Linked DNA regions of Homo sapiens: region 1 is linked to region 2. Evidence: chromatin contacts called from ENCODE Hi-C or POLR2A ChIA-PET data. All regions are on one chromosome and are shown on one strand. Each heading gives the region's core, a stretch centred on a gene start or an enhancer-like site at or near the end of the contact. The rest is flanking DNA. Distances are from core to core; before and after follow the strand shown. Region 1 has its middle 14 kb from the start of MIR4786. Region 2 has its middle 63 kb from the start of MIR4786.

Region 1 (6,086 bases), core at 3,315-5,814, 47 kb before region 2:
AACAGTTTCGGCCAAGCACAAGTGTCAAAATAAGGGTTTCAGCCAAGCAATGAATTAATAGATTCTTGGTGCTAAGAGGCAAAAGGGTATTTGGGTTTTTGTTTCCCATTTTTTCGCAAAATATAAAGATGTCTATTCAATAAACATGAAAAAGGAACCATGTGTGATTAAAGGAGCAGAGGTGCAGGCCGGGCGCGGTGGCTCACGCCTGTAATCCCAGCACTTTGGGAGGCCGAAGAGGGTGGATCACGAGGTCAGGAGATTGAGACCATCCTGGCTAATATGGTGAAACCCCGTCTCTACTAAAAATACAAAAAATAGCTGGGCGTGGTGATGGGCGCCTGTGGTCCCAGCTACTTGGGAGGCTGAGGCAGGAGAATGGCGTGAACCCGGGAGGCGGAGCTTGCAGTGAGCCGAGATCGCACCACTGCACTCCAGCCTGGGCCACAGAGCGAGACTCCGTCTCAAAAAAAAAAAAAAAAAAAAAAGCAGAGGTGCAGATGAAGGGCGGCTCTTCAGAGCCCAGTACTGTGAGTGTGATTTGTCCAGAGGGATGGAGGCTCTTGGGGAGCCCCAGGGCAGCTGTCTTCTCACAGGACGTTACAGCTTGGGGGCCGCTATGGCCTGTGGGCCAGCCTTCTCATCTTGCTGAGCTTGTATTCATTCACTGAGTAAACACTGACTGGGCACCTGCTGTGTGCCAAGCACTGGTTTGGGCGCTTGGAGATCTGGAGGGCACAGTGCAGGTGGAGACCCTGCTTGGGGGAAAGACGCTGTGGCGAGGAGACCCCGCTTGGTGGAAAGACGCTGTGGCGAGGCGAGTGGTGTCCCCAGAACGTGTCCACCTGGGACTTGTGAATGTGACCTCATTTGGAAAAGGGATCTTTGCAGATATGTTAGTTAAGGATACTGAGATGAGCTCATCCTGGCTTTCGGGCACATCCTCATCCAATGACAAGTGTCATCGAAGGAGAGGGAGGGGGCTGTGTGAGGACGGGCAGGGGCTGGAGCGAGGTGCCTGCATGCCAGGGGTGCTGGGCACCTCCAGAGAGGCCCGGAACAGCTTCTTTCCTGCAGCCCTGCAGACACCTTGATTTCTGCAGAAGTGAGAGAGACTACATCATGTGGATTAAGCCGGTCTGCCCCAAAGAGCTCATGCCTGTGGCCAGGGTGAAAGTTGCTGTTCAGATGCTCACAGGGAAAAGCCAATGGGACCAGAAGCACTCAATTTAGCAAATCAAGTCACTGCTCTGCTCAAAACCCTCCGAGGCTCCCACGGCCCTAAAAAGCTAAACGCCATTCTCCACAGGGCCCTACTGCCCCCTGACCTCCCTCCCTGCCACACCCCTCCTGGACCCTGCCCCCCCTCCTGGGCATGCTGTACCCGTCCACCAGGACCCTGCGGCCTCCTGACCTCCCTCCCTGCCACACCCCTCCTGGACCCTGCCCCCCCTCCTGGGCATGCTGTACCCGTCCACCAGGACCCTGCGGCCTCCTGACCTCCCTCCCTGCCACACCCCTCCTGGACCCTGCCCCTCCTCCTGAGCTCGCTGTACCCATCCACCGGGGCCTCCATGCCTGCTGTTCCCCTGCCAGGAACTCTTCTGCACGCCCTCTGGTCCGGCTCCCGGTGCATCCTTGCCTTCCACCTCCCTGTTTCCCACAACCCCGCCCTGTGTACCTTTCCTTCCTGGTGCTCACCACTGATTGGCCGGGTGCCACCTGTGAGTCTGTAGAGCTCTTTGGGGGCGGCAGGCAGGGTCAGCAGAGGCTGCGGACAGCGGGGTGCAGAGGGACTGGAGCCACTGCCTGCAGACAGGCAGGACCGTCTTTCTGCTTGGTGTGACCTGGTCATTTCTCTCGGCGAAGTGGCGATCAGGACGGGATCCATGGGGACGGGGTCAGGAAAGGTCTCTGAGGAGGGCATCCTGGGAGATGATCTGCATGCACGGCTGAAGGAGGAAATTTGCAGGGGATGTGAAGGTCATGGCAAAGGTCAGAGCAGGGGCAATGGAGGAGCAGGGGTGGCAGAGGAGCAGGGGTGGTGGAGAAGCAGGGCTGGCGGAGGACTAGGGGCGGTGGAGAAGCAGGGCTGGCTGAGGAGCAGGGGCAGTGGAGAAGCAGGGCTGGTGGAGGAGCAGGGGCGGTGGAGAAGCAGGGGCAGCGGAGGAGCAGGGGCAGTGGAGGAGCAGGACTGGTGGAGGAGCAGGGGCAGTTGAGAAGCAGGACTGGCTGAGGAGCAGGGGCGGTGGAGAAGCAGGGGCAGCGGAGGAGCAGGGGCAGTGGAGGAGCAGGACTGGTGGAGGAGCAGGGGCAGTTGAGAAGCAGGACTGGCTGAGGAGCAGGGGCGGTGGAGAAGCAGGGGCAGCGGAGGAGCAGGGGCAGTGGAGGAGCAGGGGCAGTGGAGGAGCAGGACTGGTGGAGGAGCAGGGGCAGTGGAGGAGCAGGGCTGGCTGAGGAGCAGGGGCAGTGGGAGAGCAGGGCCGGCGGAGGAGCAAGAGCAGTGGAGGAGCAGGGGCAGTGGAGGAGCAGGGCTGGTGGAGAAGCAGGGGCAGTGGAGGAGCAAGAGCAGTGGAGAAGCAGGGCTGGTGGAGAAGCAGGGCCGGCGGAGGAGCAAGAGCAGTGGAGGAGCAGGGGCAGTGGAGGAGCAGGGGTGGTGGAGAAGCAGGGGCGGTGGAGGAGCAAGAGCAGTGGAGGAGCAGGGCTGGTGGAGAAGCAGGGCCGGCGGAGGAGCAGGGCAGCTTGCTGGAGCAGCAAGGGCTGCCGCACTTCCCGGGCTTGTGAGGTGCACTAGCCTCCCACAAGAAGGAAAATCACCACTGATTAAATAACGTTGAGAGGTGAGGAAACACTGCCATGGCTTATTTTGCATTCCTTGCAAGAGCTCTTTTTGACTCATTTTTTCCTTTTTATGGAGGCTCAGGAGTGAGACCTGAGACCACAAGAGAAATGGCCTCGTGAGACCCTGGCCCCTCCTTCCCATTCTCAACCACCTTCGACAACTCAGTCATCGGTGTCTGCGTCTCTGCCCGGTACCGTCCTCCGTAACCCATGGGTGGCTGATGCAGCCATTGTCCCTGTCTCCAGGGCAGCAGCCAGGCCACCGGTTGGTGCCAAGCACGCACATCACTGCAGTGTCAGGGCAGCGTCTCGCCTGGGTGGCTGCATCCCGGCTTTGGAGACGCCGGGTGGCGATCTTGTTACGATCTCGTTAGCCAGATGCAGCGTTCTCTTCATTTTTAAAGAGCAGTGGGAAGGCACGGGAGGGGGTTCAAGCCTGCTTTGGTTCTTGTCTTCAGCTCACCGGGCGCCAGTGGGGAGCACTGGACAGAGACAGGAGTAGGTGCAGGAGGAAGAGTCGGGGGCTCCTGACCTCGGGAGTGGGATCCGGGTGGCCGCGGGGCGATGGGAGACAAAGCGTTTCGGAGTCAAGGCTGGGAGGATTCGCGGAGGATCCGCTGATGGGAGGAGTGGGGTGAAGGAGCAACCACACAGGCTCCGAGGTTGGGCCTGGGCTGCTTGGAACACGGATACCACCTGTTTGGAAGGGACGCTGCAGGGAACGCGGAAGGGTCTGACATCCTTGCACAGAGGGACCTGGAGCGGGATGTCCGGTGGTTGGCTGGGTGCCTCTGGAGCAGGTGAGGCAGGGCTTGGAGACAGCTTGGGAATCACAGGTGAGAGTGTCCCCCAGGGCCCTGGATGAGGTCACCTGTGGGGAGAGCATAGTTGGAAACGAGATGTCGCTGTCACAGCTCCAGGGTGGGAGACAGGAACTGCATTAAACCCAGCAGCGGCTCGCGGTGGGCCAGGGCCGAGGAGTCTGGCGTGGATTCGGGGGATTTCCTGCCATGAGGAACTGACTTCACAGAATAATAATCACAATAGAAGTAATTTTCAGATCGCAAGTGGTTTTCCTTTTTCCTCTTTGTGTTCTCTTTCCAGCTCTGTATTTCATCTTGTCTTTTGCCTTCTTTTCTTTAGTCATGATTCATGGAATTCATGTGCTCCTTTATTTCTTGGAAAACATGAAAGCAGTTGAGGTATACATTTTCTTCTGTTATGGAACAATTATGCCTTCAAAGTGGCATTGGTACCTGCCTTTTTTTTTCTGTTACATTTGTTTTCTTCTTTTGTTATTTTTTTTTTAAAGTCCTGGAATCTTTGTACAGACCTTCTGCTCCTTACTCGCGTTTGTGGTGGGGGCTGTGCTGGGGTCTGCTGTTTTCCCATGTGGGATGGGAGGGCCCTTCTTGACTTCAGTCGCTCTTTACCTGGGTACTGGTGTTTTGTGTCTTTGCTTTTAACTTTTAATTTGATGACTACACATGCACAAGAAATTGCAAACGCAGCATGCAGAAGTCCCCTGTGTCCTTGCCCAGCACCCCCACAGCCACCGTATTGGGGTACCAGGGACCTGACAGTGATGGGCCCACCAGCCTTGCCGAGTTTTTGCCAGCTTTCCTCACACTCATTTGTTGTTCCATGTGGTTTTATAGAATTTTGCCACCTGTGGCGGCTGCCACGCTGATGTCATCGTGTGAATCTCCCTCAGGCTGTCCCCAGTCGCCACCCAGGCTCCTCCCCTTGCCCCACCCCTAACCCTGGCAACCAGGAAGCTGTTCTGCAGCTCTGTGATTTTGTCATTTTGAGAATTTTGTATAAATGGAATTGTGCGGCATGTGACCTTTAGAGATTAACTTTTAAAATTCAGCCTAATGCCCTTGAGCCCCCTCCAGGCTGTGAGAGTGGCAATACAGTCATGCTTTGTGTAATGACGGGGATACATCCTGAGGACTGCACCGTTAGGTCGGTGAGTCAGCCAGTGGGTGGGGAGTGAACGTGAGGGCCTGGGACATGACTGTGCACTGCTGCAGACTTTATAGACATTGCACACTTAGGCTAAACTCAATTTATCGTTAAAAGTTTTCTTTCTTCAGTAAGCTAACCTTAGCTTACTCTAAGTCTTTTACTTCATACACTTTTTGATATTTTTTAACTTTCTGACTCTTTTATAATAACATTTACCTTAAAATACATGTTACAGCTCTATATTCTTTCTTCATATCCTTATTCTATAAGCTTTATTCTATTACTTTTTTAACTTTTAAAACTTTAAAAAAATACTAAGGCACAAATGCACACATTAGCCTAGGTCTACATACGGTCAGGATCATCCATGTCTGATAGGGTATAACTGTGTCCCCACCCAAGTCTCATCTTGAATTGTAGCTCCCATAATCCCCATGTGTTGTGGGAGGGACCTGGTGGGAGGCCGTTGAATCGTGGGGGTGGATCTTTCCCATGCTGTTCTTGTCACAGTGAATCAGTCTCATGGGATCTGGTGGTTTTATAAAGAGAAGCTCCCCTGCACACACTTTCTTGCCTGCCACCATGTAAGACGTGTCTTGCTTCCCCTTCGCTCTCCACCATGATTGTGAGGCCTCCCCAGCCATGTGGAACTGTGAGTCCATTAAACCTCTTTCCTTTATGAATTACCCGGTCTCGGGTACGTCTTTATTAGCAGCATGAGGACAGACTAATATGACGTCACTGTCTTCCACCTCCACCTCCTGTCCCACTGGAAGGTCTTCAGGAGCAGTAGCACACATGGAATTGTTCTCCCCTGTGGTAATGATGCCTTCTTCTGAATACCTCCTGAAGGACTTATCTGAGGCTGTTTTACAGGTATCTATTTTTTTTTATAAGTAGGAGGAGTACACTCCAAAATTATGATAAAAAGTATAGTGTACTAAAAATATAATCCAGAAATATCGTCAGTTATTTTCATCAGTATTATGTACTGTACATAATTGCATGTGCTAGACTTGTATATGACTGGCACACAGTAGGTTTGCTTACACCAGCCTCATCACAGACAAGCTATGACATATGCTGGCTACAGTGTCACTAGGGGATAGGATTTCTTCAGCTTCATTATAGTCTCATGGGACCACTGTAGCATATTTGGTCTGTTGTTGACTGAAGCATTGTATGCTAGTTTTTTCTGTTTATTGCTGAGCTCACATTACCAGTGTACCACAGTTTGTTTAACCATTCACCCATTGAAGGAAATTGACATCGTT
Region 2 (5,788 bases), core at 1,113-3,612:
CAGTGGCAGGAGCCCCTCTGTCGGTTGCCACACCTTGCTGGCCCCACAATCCATGGAGCACCGAGCATCTGCTTGTCCCCTGGGCTCTGTCCCACCCAGGTCCTGAGCCTCTTTGTTCCTGGCTGCACACGGAAGGGCATTGCCAGGAAGCCCTGGGATGCCCGAGAGGTAGGTTTGTGTGCCATATGGAGGGGGCAGCAGTGTCAGGCCTGTCATGCGTCTGTCATACATGTGTGTTACTCATGGAGTCACAGAGCTGGGGAGGAGGGCCCTAGAGTTCTTCTTGTCTATCTGCCCCTTCTGCAGCTGAGGATACTGAGGCTCAGCACAGGGACGTGCACCTCAGAGTGACTCAGGTGAGAGGACGTTGATCCCGGGTACCAGGTATGTTGGTGGGCTCCAGGCATCACCAGCAGCACCTGCTCCTCAGATAAGGCCCCAGCCTGAGGGCAGAGTTGACCTCCCCCAGTCCCACCAGCACTTAGTGGGCCTCCTGCCAGCCCTTGTCACAATCTGCTCATCCAGTGGTCCTCCATAGAGTATGAGAAACAGAGCTTGGCTCGATGCCATCTTTCCTGGACCTCAGAGGACCCAGTGGTCCAGACTGGATATTGTGGGCTCCCAGGATAGCAGAGCCACCTCCCACCCTCTTCCAATTGACCCCAAGCTCTTGTTTCAATCCTTCAGGAGACAGGAAGCTCTCTGCCTGCAAGTCTTACAGTTCACGTGCTGGAAAACGCTGATTAAAACCTTCTACTCAGCTGCTGTCTGACACTCAGACCCCAGCCCACAGCCCCTCTTTGGATTGCCAGCACATAGTGCCTGGACCAGGGCAGGCTCTCGGAAATAGTGGTTGAATGATGCACCCAGAAAAACCATCATGGTCTGTGGTCATGCCCAGCCCTCAGCTCCCTGCAGTTCCTCAGCCTTCCTTCCTGGATGGGTGCCTGCAGGACGGGCCTTCAAGAAGGAGCCCACAGGTGCACACCTGCCACCTTGACTTGGAAGATGTTCCTGAAGTCGCCACCAGATGGAGCACCTGTTGGAGTCTGAAACGTCTCCCGCTCATCCCTATGCTTTGGGTCAACAGTGACTTTAGCATTGACTCAGTAAAGAAGAGGGTGGCCTGTTCCTGGGCCAAACAGGGATCCAAAGACTCACAGATTTCATTTTTTTCCAATAACCAAGTATCTCACACACAGAGACAAGTGCGGAAGGTAGATGTCACTCACCTGTGCCCACCACCAAGAACTAACCAGACTCGCAGTTCAGGGAGTACTCTGGCCACCCCTGTGCTATGAGGCTTCGAGGCTTTCCCAGGCGGTGGTGGGGTGACCTCCAAGTGCAGGTGCCCACAGCTGGGCAGTGTCCCCGTCCCCTTCTCTGGCTGTCTTGGGACACAGGGATCCAGCCTGAGGGAGCCTCGTGTGTTTCTCCACTTGCTTGGTGCGGGACCTGCGGATAAAACAAGGCTGAGCACCCGCCTCTGTGCCAGCTGCTGCTGCTCCTTTTGTTTTTGGTTGTTTTTGTTTGTTTGCTGTGGCTTGCCTGGCTGTTTAGGGAGACTATTGGCATTCGCTCCAGGAAATCCTCTCTGGGATGGAAGTACTTATTCACGCAGGCGGCTGGATCGAGGGAAGCACAGTTTCCAGCAACTCCGCTTGGTTATGATTAATGGAGATAAATCTGCCCAAGAGAAGCTAAATTTAGCCAAAAGTTGAGCCCCCTGCTTCCGCACTCCGCCCTCAGGCACCGGCAGAGTGTGTGTTGCTGTTGGCCAGAGCCCAGATAACATCAAGAGGTGGAAAACAATCCCCAGAAATCTGAAAAATGTAGAACAAGGAAAGAAAATGTTCAATCCATCAAAACAAACAGAGATACAATCTCACCCCCCTTGGTTTTTGTACCACTGGGTTTAGGGGAAAAGAAAACAAGAGACTGAATGAGAGAGATATGCATTAAAAACACAAAAAGATTGAAGACAGGAACAGAGTGCTCCCGCACAGGGTCACAGGGCTTGAGAGACCCCGGACCCTCAAGTGCAAGGCCCTGGTGGGGCAGGGCAGTGGGCAGGAGGGAGGCCGGGTTCCCCAGGGTCCACGCCAGGTGTCCCTCAGCCCTGGCTTCCCTCCCTCCATGCGTTGCGTGCTCACCTTTTTCTCTTCCCGACCCTGGCTGTTTCGATAATCTTCAGGCTTTGAGAGTGAATGCATTACTCCTGTCATTTATCCCACAAAGATGTACTGTGCTGGGCACAGGCAGGTCCTGGGCCTGCAAAGAGGAATAAGATGGTCCCTGATCCCCAGGACTCGAGATTGCTGGGAGGGCGGCCCAGATGGAGGTGGGAAAGCTGGAGGTGGCGTCTGGGCTGCCCTCTGGGTCTCCAAGCAGGTTCTGGGGTTGCAGGGCTCTGTGAGCTAGGGGAACCCTGCTGGCATGCTGCTTGTTAAGATCATGCTTCTGGTGGCTTCTGTGTCTGGTTGGAATGCTGGGGGGTGGGCACTGGGGAAGCATTAGAGCCCACGATTTGGGCCCTTCTTGTTTTGATTTCGGGTAGTACACCCTTAGGAAACACTTTGGGAGCCACAAGCACCCTACAGATGAAGTATTTTATTATTTTTAATAACTGATCATGAATTCAGGGACCATGAACCATCCGCCTGAAGAGTCAGTATTGCAGAAAGTTTGAAGCATTGAACTCACATTTCAGGAGTGCTGGGTCACTGTGATGGGCTCTGGGGAGTGACCGGTGAGTAGCAGAGGGGCACAGTGAGAGGTGACGAGTTCCTGAAGGTCCCTCTCCCCAGGGGCACTTGGGGCCTCTTGGTGGGTGCTCCAGTAGGGCCCTGGGGGGACACACTGATGTCCCCTTGCTGGTGGGGTGGAAATTGTCCCATCAGGGTGTGCAGGGCAGATGCATCCCTCTCTTAATAAATGGTGATGTGGCAAAGCTCCAGGGTGAGGCACTGAGGGGTGCTGACTTCTAGGAGGATTTGTGTTTGGAGAGTTCAGAGCTAGGCCTGAAAAAATCTGCTGTCACTCCAAGACATTGCACCTATGCCAGGAGTTGCGGCTCCCTGAGAGCTGGTGTCTGACCCAGCAGGTCACCTAACCCCCAGGGGACCACAGGTGAGGGGTGCAGGAGCAGCAGGGGCCCCCAGCTCATGGCCCCACTCCTGGAAATCAGTGCATGGGGTGGGGGGGTGGGGCTGCTCTTCTCTTGTGTTTATCACATCACAGCTGCCTTTAAAATAGAGGAAAATATCTCCTCCAAGCAGGAAGAGTAACTTTCCACTGATTGGCCGTTCTCTCTGCTCTCTCCCTTTGCACAAGCTCTGCCTGTGGGTTTCAATGAGTTCTCTGTTCCTGAACAAAAATGCAGCTCAGAGTGACCTTCCTTTCTCTTGTAGAAAGTTTCATCTTTTTACACATTTATGGTACGCAGAATTCTAAAGTGGCCCAAGGATTTCCACCCCCTGTTGTACCTGCCTTGGATTATTTCCTCCCCTGGGATGTGGCAGACCCTGTGTGATACATGACATGGCAGTGAAGATTTTTCACAAATGTAATTAAAGTCACTAATCAGCTGGCTTCGAGTTCACCAAGAGGGCAACTATTTGGGTGCTGATTGAAATCGCCTGAGCCCTTCACATCTGATTTGAGGGGTGAGAGACAGGGGAAAGGAGGGACTCAGGGTCAGAGACCTGTGCTCCTGCAGCCTGGAGGAAGCTGCGCTGTGGCCTGTAATAAAAGAAAAACTTCAGCCAAATTAAATTTAAAAGAGTTTAATTGAGCAATGAACAATTTGCGGATCGGGCAGCCCCCAGAATCACAGCAGATTCACAGACTCCCGCGCAGCCACATGGTGGAAGATTTATAGATAAAAAAAGGGAAATGACGTACAGAAATTTGTAGTGAGGTGCAGAACGGCTGGACTGGTTGTAGCTCGTTGTTTGCATTATTTGAACACAGTTTGAACACTCAGCAGTCTATGAAGTGTGGCCACTGGGATTGGCCAAGACTCAGCTATTGTTTCAGGCAGGCACATACTCCTAAATTAAGTTTTCAATCTTGTCTGACTTTTTTTTTTTTTTTTTTTTTTTTTTTGAGACGGAGTCTTGCTCTGTCGCCCAGGCTGGAGTGCAGTGCAGTGGCACGATCTTGGCTCACGGCAACCTTTGCCTCCCAGGTTCACGCCATTCTCCTGCCTCAGCCTCCCGAGTAGCTGGGACTACAGGCACCTGCCACCACGCCCGGCTAATTTTTGTATTTTTTAGTAGAGATGGGGTTTCACCATGTTAGGCAGGATGCTCTCCATCTTTTGACCTCGTGATCTGCCCATCTCGGCCTCCCAAAGTGCTGGGATTACAGGCCTGAGCCACTGCATCCAGCCTTTTGTCTGACTTTTAAGCCAGGTTACAGTTCATTCACAAGGACTCAAATATAGAAGTACGGAGTCCATCACAGGCCATATTTAGTTTGCTTTAACACCTGGCTAAGGAGACAATGAGCCGAGAAGCTGCAGGCAGCCTCCACAGATCAGAAGCAGCCCCAGCTGACAGCAAGCAAGAAACGGGACCTCAGTCAAACAGACGCAAGGCAACAAATGACCAACATCCCTAATGAGACGGACAGGGATTCTGCCCCAAACCTCCTCACAGAAGGCAGCCCTGCCACATCTTGATTTTGGCCTTGTGAGACCCTAAGCAGAGAGCCCAGCCATGTGGTGCAGAATTTCTGACCCATAACACTGTGAGCTAATGAGTGTTGATTAAGATGCTAAGCATGTGACCATTTATCACTCGGTAATGGGTAACTGTTACAAAAAGCAATGCAAATCTATGGCACCCAAATTAGAAAAATCAGACAGGAAAAAAAAAGAAAGAAAGTGAAAACCACTAGTAATGAACCATCTAGACATGACTATTGTTAATATTTTGCTGAATAGTCCTCCAAATATGTCGTATGTTTAATTTTCTCTCCCCCACTACGTATCACAGAATTATGGAGCTACAATTGACATGAATAAACTGCATGTTTTAGCATTGTACAGTTTGGTAAATGTGCTGTGTGTTTACACCCACGCAGCCTTCACTGCACAGGATGACGACCATGTCCACCACCCCAGGAAGTCTCCTCACACTGCTCTGAAGTCTCTTTCTCCCACCCTGTCCATCTTTCTGTCACTATCCATTAGGTCGCACATCCAAGAATTGTGTATCAGTGCAGTCACACAGCATGCACGCCTTTCTTTATTTGTTAGTCTTAAAAATCTTTGTGTTTCATTGTGGATGGTTTCTATTGCTGCCTTTAGGTGCAGTAATCTTTTCACCTGCAACCTTAAATCTTCTGTGGATCCCGTTCTGTGTACTTTTCATATCAGACATTGCAGTTTTCATCTCTAGAATTTTGATTTTGGGCCTTTTTGGTGTCTTTAATGCTCTATTTAATGGAACCATCTTTCCCCTCACCCCTTGGACATATGGAGCTGTAAACAAAATATAAAATTCTAAGCCCCCCACCTGACGAATGGACCCTCCCTCCCCTTGGCCAGTGGAATTCCCAAGTTAACCTGAAAAATTAGTTCAGGCTGTGGTGGGAAGGTGGGGGTCAGGCATGCCTCCTTCTACCCTCCTCCCGTTTTAATTCAGGCACAGCTGACCAGCATTAACATTAAAACAGAGACCTTCAGATTTCAGATCTGAAGACGAAACAGACGCTGTAGCAGTAAGATACCAAATTCCAGCCCGACTCTAGTATAGCATCACTTGACAGATTGCAGGCCCTG

What was found. A loop is a pair of places that touch in the nucleus more often than their neighbours do. ChIA-PET counts read pairs that join two places held with the same protein, here RNA polymerase II (POLR2A). Pooled maps may share reads with other maps.
Region 1: a map of endothelial cell of umbilical vein shows a loop between it and region 2 (9-fold over the local background). The contact joins two enhancer-like sites. A Hi-C loop is called at or near these places in 2 of 168 maps with a recorded cell type or tissue (CD14-positive monocyte and endothelial cell of umbilical vein) and 2 of 50 pooled maps. POLR2A ChIA-PET finds 5 or more read pairs at or near these places in 4 of 52 experiments (A673, K562, WTC11 and 1 more).

Annotation. Positions count from the first base shown.
Region 1 is chr2:239,926,234-239,932,319 of GRCh38, reverse strand. It overlaps a transcript of NDUFA10 not described here. Among named protein-coding and RNA genes, the nearest start is that of MIR4786, 14 kb to the left of the region's middle. RefSeq lists a silencer at 3,195-3,416. Within about 2 kb of position 4,564, at least 3 of the 41 ENCODE cell types and tissues checked have a DNase peak (open chromatin) inside an H3K27ac peak, as active enhancers do.
Region 2 is chr2:239,877,690-239,883,477 of GRCh38, reverse strand. No RefSeq gene overlaps it. Among named protein-coding and RNA genes, the nearest start is that of MIR4786, 63 kb to the left of the region's middle. Within about 2 kb of position 2,362, at least 8 of the 41 ENCODE cell types and tissues checked have a DNase peak (open chromatin) inside an H3K27ac peak, as active enhancers do.